2 separate regions of the Homo sapiens genome follow, and region 2 is linked to region 1. Evidence: read pairs that join two places in POLR2A ChIA-PET (ENCODE). Cell type or tissue: OCI-LY7. All regions are shown on one strand. Each heading gives the region's core, and the rest is flanking DNA. Links, peaks and the distances in the headings are about the cores only. Region 1 overlaps NAT10 (N-acetyltransferase 10). Region 2 overlaps CAT (catalase).

Evidence for each region. ChIA-PET counts read pairs that join two places held together with the same protein. Peaks named below come from ENCODE experiments on the same cell type or tissue, not always from the same donor. Only the 100,000 strongest peaks of a DNase experiment are listed, where the experiment ranks them.
Region 2: POLR2A ChIA-PET joins it to region 1 with 14 read pairs; 3 of 35 experiments call an interaction of 5 or more read pairs at or near these places.

What each region holds. Positions count from the first base shown.
Region 1 is chr11:34,143,792-34,147,454 of GRCh38, reverse strand. It overlaps NAT10 (N-acetyltransferase 10), which reads right to left. Exons shown (of 29, transcript NM_024662.3): 29 at 547-1,371. The coding sequence ends at 1,263. Among named protein-coding and RNA genes, the nearest start is that of NAT10, 40 kb to the right of the region's middle. RefSeq lists enhancers at 1,845-2,014, 2,245-2,484. In OCI-LY7, for the core only: no CTCF peak of the experiment used is centred there; a DNase peak (open chromatin) is centred at 1,304; H3K4me3 peaks cover 1,227 bases; H3K27ac peaks cover 2,500 bases.
Region 2 is chr11:34,467,985-34,476,187 of GRCh38, reverse strand. It overlaps CAT (catalase), which reads right to left. Exons shown (of 13, transcript NM_001752.4): 11 at 7,793-7,900; 12 at 5,147-5,230; 13 at 4,128-4,820. The coding sequence ends at 4,755. Among named protein-coding and RNA genes, the nearest start is that of CAT, 33 kb to the right of the region's middle. In OCI-LY7, for the core only: no CTCF peak of the experiment used is centred there; no DNase peak of the experiment used is centred there.

The DNA of each region.
Region 1 (3,663 bases), core at 348-2,847:
AACTTCAGTCCCAAGAAACGAAAGACCCCTAGGCTCATGTCCTGACAGCCTCGGTGACAAGCCTCAGCAGCCCTAGGGTCGCATACAGAACCTGCTCTTCTCCCTGTGGGGACGAGTCCTAGGAGCTGTATATGAAATACCCTTAGGCTGAGAAGTTACCGTTTCCTTCCCTGTCCTTCTCTGAACCTAGACAACATATCGGGGCTGCAGACTCATTAGCCTGGATACCATTAAACAAACATACCAAAGTATGTGTAAAGCCACCAGGTTACCTCTGTTCCCAACAAATGGAAGGGACCAAGTGACCTGGAAGGAGCTGGGAAGGAAATGAGGCAGTTCTAGCTGGCTTCCAGCCACCACACCAAGCCCCTCGAGGTGACCATAGCCACCTGCCACTTCTCCCGCAGACTCCTGGGCTGGGAAGCCCTAGACACACTGCTCACCTTTGACCTTGATACCAACACCTTCCAAATTCCACCAGGCAGCCAAGACCCACCAGAAGAAACGTCCAGGTGCGTGGATTTCAGAACACTCACAGGCAGCTGATCTTTCTAGAATGTTATTTATTAAAAATAGATTCTCTATCCTTCCCCTCACCCCTGCGAGCAAAGTGGCCTTTCCCAACATCTTTTCCCAAATGGATGAAACAGGTCTTGAGGACGCAGATGTGGCATTCTACATAAACTACAGGATCAGGCTTTTCTGGGACAGTGGGTCTGCTGGAGCCAAGAGTGGAACAGCACAAGACAACATCAGCAAACCCTGGCGCACCTAACCGCGGGCTGCCATGGATGCCGGGACGGACTGGAGTTCCTCCTGCTCCAGGTACAAGTCCACAAAGAGAGACCCAGCGGCCCAGCAGCAGCCTCCTGGGCACCACCAGAAAGCGATGTACTTAAGGGCCTCAGGCGGTCGAGAGGCAACGTGGCTTCCACATGTGTGGGAATGAGACTAAAAAGCTGGCTCAAAGCAAAATATGAACTTATAGGAAAGGAGGGCCCTGGACTGGGCAGGAAGAGAGAGACTCGTGGCAATTCTAGAGATGGCAGTGCCCAGCCATCAAGTTCTAAAGAGACCCATTTGGGAGTGACTCTGCCTTTAGCCAGGTTGAGCTCACAGACACACAGGCCCAGAGGCCGAATTCGCGGCCAGCTTCCAGGTGTGCCGGGGCCTCTCGTTGCTTTTAACAGTCCAGCCAGAGAGGGTTCAGTTAGTGAGAGTATCTTCCCATGATCAAACACAGATGCCCGAGTTTCTCTTCACTATTTCTTCCGCTTCAGTTTCATATCTTTTTTGTTCTTTGTCTCTCTGTTCTTCAACTTCTTGCTCTGTTTGGGTTCTTGTTTGGCCTCTAACTTCCTTTTCTTGTCACTAGAGAAAAATCAAAAATAGAAAGAATGAAATATGTACAGATCTGAACATCTGAGACTGCTTTAAGCTTGCTTTGCTTTGTCAAAAAGGGTTTCCACCGTCTGAAACTTGATGTAGGCCACCCAATTGGACATTAATGTTCTCTGCAAACCTATTAGGGGGCAGGCATTGTGCTGGGGCTGGGGACACACCATACAGACCAGCTCCTGCCCTGAGCCAGCTCTTAGTCTGTGGAAGAACAAATCTCGATCTTAACACCTGAAATCCGGGTTCTCCTCAGGGTGCAGTACACTCTGCTCCCCTCTCCCAAGACAGACCTAAGGCACCACAAGGATTCCCCACCACCACTCTCACCACTGCAGTGACTCTGGAAACTAGACATATTCATCCCAATGACCCTGAAGACAGTCCTTAATACAAGGCATGAGACTCCAAGGAAAACCCTGCCATACTTTCTGATGTGCTACTATTATTTTATTTTTCCTATATGAGAAGAAGAAAACCCAAACAACAGTAACTCAGGTGACACCCTGCGACCAGCCCCTGGATTCTTCATTGATATCCTGGCATAGGAATCACTCAGCAAACGGCCACCTGCCATTAAGAAACTTACAGGTTAAATTTTGCTCTGGGAACAAATACTTCCCTATAAGGAGACCGTGAAGAGTTCAGTCCAGAGACCATTAACATCATATGAATGAAGTACCTCTCAAAGGAAGAAAAAGAAAGGCCTCAGAGGACTTAATGATAGCTACCAGTATTTTTAGCTCACAAAGTTCAAGCTTTCACATTTACTCAGAGCCATCAAGCACATGAACAACCACACAACACTGGTTTGTTGGGCTCGAGAGGCTTCTCACTACCAGCAATGGCCAAACAAATGGCAGGAAAGGCCAAGCTCTGCAGAGTGAGGAGCTGAGGCCGTCTCCACAGCAAGCATGCTCCCCGGCCTTTTGTTCCAGTCAAAGCCACCGTGCTCAAGGCCAAAGCCATCATGGGCCCTGTGCTACATTTGCCATACTGTACAAAACAGAGACAGGTCACACTGACAGTGGGCTTCTGTGCTGCACCACAAAGCATCTGGGAAATGAGGCCGGCATCGATGCTGGATCCTTCAAGATGCCACAGTGACTAACGGAGACTCTGGAAGACAGTACCTGATTTCTGGGATCTATAGTTCCTAGAGACACAAGGTTTCCTCTTCCCGAATGTTTCCAAAATATAAGCTTTTAAGGAAACCAATAAATAGGGGATTGCCAAAATCTCACCCTCCCCATCAACCCCCAAATCAGCTGTGAAAGCCTCAATTCCAGTGGCTCTGGGCAGGGGAGGCCTCATTGTACTCCCAGGGAAAACTGATGAAGGTTCCAGCCTAAGTTATTTACAAATGCACCACTCTGCAGATAAGAAGCTTGGAGTGAAGATTTTCAAAGAGTGGTCTAGGGACTGCTGGGGTCCCTAAGACCCTTTCAGGTGTCCACAAGGTCAAAATGTATTTGGATTAGTATGAAAACAGTTATTTGCCTTTTTTCATTTTCATTCTCTCACAAATATTCAGTTTTCCAGAGAGTATAAGATATGACAGCAAAATAGTGTCAGTGAAGACACAGACATTAGTATCCGGCTGCCTTCTGTTAAGCCAGATATTGAAGAGATTTGCAAAAATGTAAATGTAAAACAATGCCACTCTTCTCACCAAAATTTTTATGAAAAAGAGTATTTTTCAAAACGACTGAGTCCGTTATTACTGTGAACAAATGAATTTTTTTTAAATTTCTCAGTTTTTCATTTATTTTCTTTTTAAAATTTTTTTGCAGAGACAGGGTCTGCTATGTTGCGCAGGTTGGTCTTGAACACCTGGGCTCAAGCGATCCTCCTACCTCGGCCTCCCAAAGTGCTGAGATTACAGGCGTGAGCCACTGCACCTGGCCAGTTTTTCATTTCTAATATGGGAAATTTCCATAGATATAACCAACAAAAGTCCTTTGGGGACCTTAATTGTTAAGAGATAAAGGAACTCAAAGACCCAAAACCTTGAGAACTGCTGGCTCAAAGGAAGGACAACGTAACAGTTAAACCTATGGCCTTGCAGTGGAGAAACCTGGACTTGATTCTGGCTCCGGCTCTCACTAGCTGTGTGCTTCTTGGGAACTTAACCCCTGAGAGCCTTGTTACTTCATCTTAAAGCAATGACAGTAATAAAACAGCCCCCTTATGCTGTCATCCTGAGGGCTGAATGATGAAAGCCCATAAGCAAGTCTCAGCCAGTGGCAGCTTCTGGACTGTTCCCTC
Region 2 (8,203 bases), core at 3,885-6,384, 330 kb before region 1:
ATTAGCTGGACATGGTGGGGTGCATCTGTAATCCCAGCTACTCGGGGGCTGAGACACGAGAGTCACTTGAACTCGATTCAAGCGATTACAGAGGTGGAGGTTGCAGTGAGCCCAAGATCATGCCACTGCACTCCAGCCTGGGCAGGAGAGTGAGAATCCACCTTAAAAAAAAAAAAAAAAAAAAAAAAAACGAATTATACAGAACTTTTTAAGTTGACTTCCACTAACCCCTCACATCTTTAAAAGCACTGATTTAAAAAAAAACGTTAAGGCCTTCAGTTTGGCTTACCAGAGAGTTTAAAGTGGAATTTGGCTCTTTGCCCTTTGGTAATGCCACGAACTAAGAGGCAAAGAAATGGCCCAAGTAGCTTGCTTGTGGCTTTTCTCCCAGAAAAATGAGTGCTAAGAAGTTCTTAAAACACTTCCATAGTACAAATCACAAATCAGAGTGATGCCCTTTACCCAGGAAAGAAAACATTAATGTGGTTGGTCTTGTTTTTGTTTTTTGTGATTGAGTCTCACTCTGTTGCCCAGGCTGGTGTGCAGTGGCACAATCTTGGCTCACTGCAACCTCTCCCTCCTGGGTTCAAGCAATTCTCCTGCCTCAGTCTCCTGAGTAGGTGGGACTACAGGTGTGTACCACCGCACCCAGCTAATTTTTTGTATTTTTAGTAAAGATGGGGTTTCACCATGTTGGTCAGGCTGGTCTCAAACTCCTGACCTCAAATGATCTCCCCTCCTCAGCCTCCCAAAGTGCTGGGCTTACAGGCATGAACCACCGTGCCTGGCCGAATTAATGTGTTTTTAAACCAAAATCCTGACATTTATTTGAAACAAACTAGGCAATCCTTCACAGTGCTTCTAAAAGCCCAGACCAAGCCCTCCTTTTAGAAGAGCAAGTCTCATGAGCAGCGTGAGGTCAGAGATGATCAGGTCCATGCACATTTGTGTCTTTCCACAATGTCTGACTTTCTTGAAGTAATCTCAATCACAAAAGCCACGAGCTGCACGGAGTTCCTAAGGAGGCAGTTTGCCTCAGTGCTTCCCATTTGCTCGATAGTCAGAGCTGCAGTCACACAGGCTCAAGCCACTCCACAAGTCAGTCAATGTGGCAGATCATACATAATAGTATACTTAAAATATAAATGTTATAGATTAAACATGCCACAACAAAGTAATATTGAACATCAAAAGAAGAAGGATAGGAAGAAAGGGTTAATGAATCAATTCAGGGAGAGCGACTAAGGCAAAAAGAATCTCCTGGTCTGCGCCAGGCAGTCCGAGAGCCTTCAGTGGCAGATGCCAGGTGATTATCATGATTAACAGCAAGATGGTGTAGTTAAGACGGCCATTTCAAGCTGCGCAAGTCCTGTTCTTTTTATAGCCACAGTCCTCTAGTGAGGACTGAGAGTGGAAAAGTGTGCTTGTTGATGTCCTCATCTGGTTGGATGCAGTCTTTATTTATTAAGCAAACATCTTGTCCCTGTTCGCAAAGTGCCCTATGAAATATAAGATGGAGTCTCTAAGATGGAGTTACTTATGTCAAGGGGCTTGACACAGCAAAAGAACAGATTTTTATATATTAAGAGTCTAATATTTACATTTTTAGATAGTGGTGTGGCAGAGTGTAGGTGAAAAACACCTTTTTTTTTTTTTGAGACGGAGTCTCGCTCTGTCACCCAGGCTGGAGTGCAGTGGCGCAATCGGCTCACTGCAACCTCCGCCTCCCAGGTTCAAGCAATTTTCCTGCCTCAGCCTCCTGACTGGCTGGGATTACTGGCGCCTGCCACCACGCCCAGCTAATTTTTTTTTGTATTTTTATTAGAGATGGGGTTTCACCATAGTGGCCAGGCTGCTCTTGAACTCTTGACCTCGTGATCCGCCCGCCTCAGCCTTCCAAAGTGCTGGCATTACAGGTGGCAGCCACCGCACCCAGCCAGAAAAACACCTTTTAAGATGAGAATGCAAGAAATGAAAATGTTATGTCCACACAAAAATATGTACAGAAATGTTCATACCAGCACTATTCATAATAGCCAAAAAGTAGAAACAATCCAAATGTCCATCAAATGATAAACGGATAAATAAAACATAGTAAATCCATAAAATGGAATATTATTTGGCAATTAAAAAAATGAAGCACTCATAGATGCTACAATATGTAAGAATCTTGAAAATATTATGCTAAGTGAAAGAAGCCAGTCACAAAAGACCACATACTATATTATTCCATTTAAATGAAACATGCAGAGTAGGCAAATCTTAGATTCATGATGGCCTAGGGCTGGGGACTAGGTTAAGAAAGAAATGGAGAGTGGCTGCTGATAGGTACAGGTTTCCCTTTGGGGTGATGAAAATGCTCCAAAATTGATTGTGGTGATGGTTGCGCAATTCTGTGAATATACAAAAAAAATTTACTCGTACACTTTAAATGGGTGGTTTTTACGGTATGTGAATTATATCTCAATAAAGCTCTTATTTTAAAAAAGAGAGAGAAGAAAAAAGGAAGAAGGAAGAAAAAAAAAGGAGGAGGATGAGGGCAAGGACAAGAAGAAGAGAGAGGAGGAGGAGGAAGAAAAATGAGGAGGAGGAGAAAGGGACGAGGAGGAAAGCTGGGCATGGTGATGTGTGCCTGTAGTCCCAGTTACTCAGGAGGCAGAGGCCACCCTGGGCAACATAATGATATGCCGTCTCTAAAATAAATAAACAATGAAGAAGGCAGTGTGAACGACCAACTGTGTCAAACACCGCTGAGAGGTCATGTAAGACAAGGACTAAGAATGGACCATTGGATTTTTTTGTGGGGTAAAATATACACAAAACTTACCATTTAGCCATTTTTAGGTGTACAGTTCAGTAGCATTAAATACATTCACACTGTTGTGCAACCATCACCACCAACCATCTCCAGAAGTTCTCACCTTTCCCAATAAAAAGTGCAGTGGCGCAATCTTGGCTCACTGCAACCTCCACCTCCTGGGTTCAAGCGATTCTCCCACCTCAGCCTCACGAGTAGCTGGGATTACACGCACATGCCACCACACCCAGCTAATTTTTGTATTTTTAGTAGAAATGGGGTTTCACCACGTTGGCCAGGCTGATCTCAAACTCCTGACCTCAGGTGTTCCACCCGCCTTGGCCTCCCAAAGTGCTGGGTTTACAGGCGTGAGCCACTGCACCCAGCCCGATATATCTATTTTCTATGTCTACAAATATAACAGTCTCAAAGCATACTCAAATACGGGGGGAATTAGGCAGGAGGGTTTGACAGAGGAGTAAAGAAATTTGAGCTAAAAGACCAAGAATGAGTTTGTATCTGTCTGCTAGTGGTCTGTTTCCTGAAGCCCGTAACTCAGGAACTCCTGAAAGTATAAACTGGTTTGGTTTTTTGTTTTTAGTTGTTATTGTTGTTGTTTTCAGACAAGGTCTCACTCTGTTGCCCAGACTGGAGTGCAGTGGTGCAATCACGACTCACTGCAGCCTCAACCTCCTGGGCTCAAGAGATCCTCCCGCCTCAGCCTCCCTAGTAACTGGGACTACAGGCATGCGTTACCATACTCGGCTAATTTTTGTATTTTTTGTACAGACAGGGCTTCGCCATGTTGCCCCGGCTGGTCTCAAACTCCTGAGTTCAAGTGATCCTCCTGCCTTGGCTTCCCAAAGTGCTGGGTTTACAGGCATATGAGCCACCACACCCGGCACAAACTGGTTTTGAATATGAACGGAATAAAGATTTTCAAGGAAAACAAATTTTCATTTAGTATTCAGAACTCATCTTTAAAGTCTTCCATGTGATTTTCAACCATGATAGGCAAATATGGGCTTTAAAAAGAAGGAAGAGGAAAGTGACCAGTGGTTCTGAGCCCTTGTTTTAAAAAGTCAATCACAGGTAAGTGAGCAAATGGACAAGAGATTTAAGTAATTTTCAAAGTTGGGGCATTTGCTATTTTATCAGTGTCTCAGAAGGCTGTCCAAAGGCTATAGATTTAAACAAATAACATGGAGTCCTCGAGATACTGGCATTTCCATTTTTAAGGGTAAACATCTGAAAATGATGATGTTCAAATTAAGAGTCTGGTAGCAGTTTACAGTTACATATGGAGTCGAAAGAAAGAAAATACCATCTCTGTTCTTACGTACAGATTATTTATTGTAAAAATGTAAGCAATTACAAATTGATCTGTTGTGAAATCAGTGCTGAATTAACATTAATGTAACTCCAGTGAAAAAAATGAATTTGATCAATTATTATCAGGAATAAACATTAAGCCATGACGGTGCTCAAGTTATCTTCTGATGACACTGCTGTATTAAATGTACTTTTCCTATGAGAACCTTAGAAAAATAAAAATTTCTGAGTAGATCATCTTTATCTTTTCTTTTTATATATTTATAGCCATATTTTAATATAATAGGCCATGAGGTGATATGTAAACATACATAATTTCAACAAATTTTGTCAAATAAAATCATATTTCTAGCTAGAAACTTGCCTTCTAATCATTTTAAATGAATAATCCAATCATCCGTCAAAACAAATTTTTTTTTTAAATGACTGTTAAATCCTAACCTTCATTTTCCCCTGGGGAAATAGCATTAAAATTGTTACACAATCTGCTATAGAAAGTGGGATTCTCTATTTTGAAGCCACTAGCTTGCATTTGCACATCTAGCACAGGAGAATCTTCATCCAGTGATGAGCGGGTTACACGGATGAACGCTAAGCTTCGCTGCACAGGTGCAGGGCCCCGGCCTCACAGATTTGCCTTCTCCCTTGCCGCCAAGTGAGATCCGGACTGCACAAAGGTGTGAATCGCATTCTGTTTTAAAAGAACAAGATGAGCAGGTTAATCACCTCATGGGCAGCAACGTGATATTTACTCAGTTTTAATATGTATGCAAATGAAAATAATAATTCAGAATTCATTCACTTTAACTGTCTTAAATTGCCCAGCGCTAAAATGAAGAGTATGTGTTTTGCCAGTGAATTCTTTATCTCTCAAATGAATTTCTGCACAGCTGCCTAAGAAATCTAACAGTGGCAGGTAATGGCCCCTGCAGACTGTAATGCTAAGTGGTAACTAAGTCATGCCTACTCCAACCCAGCACACACAGCCTCTGCATGGCCAGGCTGCTCCCAGCTTACCTTAGGCTTCTCAGCATTGTACTTGTCCAGAAGAGCCTGGATGTGGCTCCCGTAGTCAGGGTGGACCTCAGTGAAGTTCTTGACCTAAGGCCAAAGGAAAATAAATGCAAGCATTACTCTAACTCCCTACTATATCACTCCCCAGGGACTGTGGTTTCCCAGTGTTTATTCCATAGGGGAGGAAAGACGTTTCAGCAGGAGGCAGTACTACAGGTGTTTAACAATGCCAGCCTCAGAGTTAAGATGCAGGTCCAGTGAACACTCTGACATATACTGGCTGAGCAACCTCGGATAGGTCACTTAACTTACTGAGCTTATGTCCCTCTGCCGAAATGCGCAAGAAAATGACACCTAATCAGTATAATTTTAAAAATACTATTTGGTCTTTGTCCCCCATTCCTGACACAGATCTAAAACCCTTCGAATGTACTGTCTTTTATATACTACTAAGATGATTCATGGGGGCCTACATAGATTCCTGATGGAGGCTCACACCAGGAAGAACAAGCACGCGATCAGAAGGTTAGAACTTCTAGCCCCACCCCCAAACCTCCAGGGATGGGAGAGGGGCTGGAGATTGTATTCAATCACCCATAGCCAATAATTTCATCAATCATGCCTATGTCATAAAACCTCCAGAAAAACCCACAACTGGCAAGGTCAGGGAGTGTCTGGATTAGTGCACACATCCAGGAGCTAGAAGGGTGGTCCACTCAGGGAGGCACAGAAGCTCCGAGGCCTTCCCCCATGCCCCTCTTCCATTTGTCTATTCCTGAGTTGTATTCTTTATAATAAATTGGTAATCATAAGTAAATCATTTTCCTGAGTTCTATGAGTCTTTCCAGCAAATTATCAAACCTGAGGAAAGGGTTTGATTTGCAGTCAGAATCTGCAGAAGTGTGCATAGCCAGGGTACCTCATTTGTTATCTAAAGTGGGAAATGACCCCTAAATCTTTGGGTTCTGACTCTAGCTCCAGGAGCTACTGTTAGAATTGAATTGAGTTATAGGACACACAGTTACTGTCAAAGAATTACAGAATTGCTTATTGTCGGGGAAAAAAACCCATACAACCTAGGCCAGGCGCAGTGGCTCACGCCCGAAATCCCAGCACTTTGGGAGGCCAAGATGGGTGGATCACCTGAGGTCAGTAGTTCAAGACCAGCCTGGTTAACATGGCAAAACCCCATCTCTACTAAAAACACAAAAATTAGTCGGGCATGGTGGGGCATGCCTGTAGTCCAAGCTACTGGGGAGGCTGAGGCAGGAAAATCTCTTGAACCCAGGAGGCAGAGGTTGCAGTGAGCCGAGATCATGCCACTGCAGTCCAGCCTGGGTGACAGAACAAGACTCCATCTTAAAAAAAAAAAACCCACACAACCTACCTCACAGGATGCTGTGAGAAAAATGCTGAGAAGTGAGGTGCATTTACTGCATGAAAAGAGCTGACCTCAGAGTAAGCGCTTAACAAATTACAGTGATTTACATTGAGAAACGGGCCCAGACACAGCCTAAAGTTAATGTGAAGGATACAAGAACACTGGTACATGCAGCACAACTCCACACACTTCAGGCAGGAATTCCCCAGTGGACAGCAAGAGGAGGCAGGGCATTGGGAACCCATAAAAGCCTTACAGTTTCAGCATATGTGAAAGGAGAATGCCAAGGGTTCCAGCCCAGTTCTGCTATTTACAAGCTGTCGTATCCATTCTCTCCAGTAAAAGGAGATAAATCCTGCCCTGCCTACCACACAGAGCGCCTGTCAAGCTCTCTGCTGATACTGGAACCCAGGCTCTGGGACACAGCCCAGACAGCTGCTAGCCCAGCTGCCCCTAGGAACTGAGAAGCAGCAACTAGGGGCCAAGGAAAAAGGGGGATTTCTAGATTTGCAAAAAGCTTAGCTCTGGGACAGGCCAGGAAACCAGAAGTGAGAGGGCTTCACTCAGCTCGATGAGCGGCCATCAGAAATACCCCAGCACCTTAGCATGAAAGTCTAGCCTGCCTTTTGGAAGCATTGCAGTTCTTATTCCAGAAATCATGCAAATTTCTAGTCTGCATCTGAAGGAGGATCGAGGTATTATGACATTAAGCCTTTAGGCAGGTTTTAAACCATAAAAATGCAAAAAAGAAAGACAGACTGATTGACTGATTGACTGATTTTAGAGACAGGGTCTCCCTATGTTGTCCAGGCTGGCCCTGTATTCCTGGGCTCAAGCGATCCTCCCATCTCAACCTCCTAAGTAGCTAGGACTACAGGTGCATGCCATCACACCGGCTGATATATTTATTATCATCCAAAGTTTAAGTAGAATTGCAGCAGGACTCACATTTTGATATTGCACATTTACTATCTTGCACAGAACTTGGCTGCAGCTGAATTAAACAGAATAGGACAAAATTCAGTCTGAACACAACTAAATTAGTACACACTGGACAAACAGCTAAGGACGATGGATATGCCAGACCAGATAAAACATGGAAAGAAAATAATCAGAAGTTGGTTGGGGATTACTAGTTTATTTTTTTTTTTTTAAGTTCTCTTAAGTCAAGTAAAACAGAAATGGCACTTTCTTTTTAGGGTTCTCCCACACAGCTGCACTGTCTTCCTTAGCCAGCAGAGGACACCCTTCAGCTTACAAAGACTCACCGCTTTCTTCTGGATGAAAATTTGTGCATCCTTCAGGTGGCCGGCAATGTTCTCACACAGACGTTTCCTCTGTTCCTCATTCAGCACGTTCACATAGAATGCCCGCACCTGCTCAGAGAAAAGAGCAAGTGCAGAGAATTGAATCACCAGTTTATCACCAACAAAATTCACCTACTACAACACTTAGGAAATCAATGATAAAAAAAACTTTAGAAGTTAAGAATAATTTTAAATTTTAAATTTGGGTTGTGTCCTTCACTTTTTGTTTTAAGCAAAATAAGTAAAATTCATTTGTTAATAGCTCATACCTGCTTTCTAATAATATCCTTTATAGTAACTGCTATAAATCTCTTATAAATAGATCTACAATTTAAAACCTCACCACATTCTTAATACTGACAAGTCTAAAAT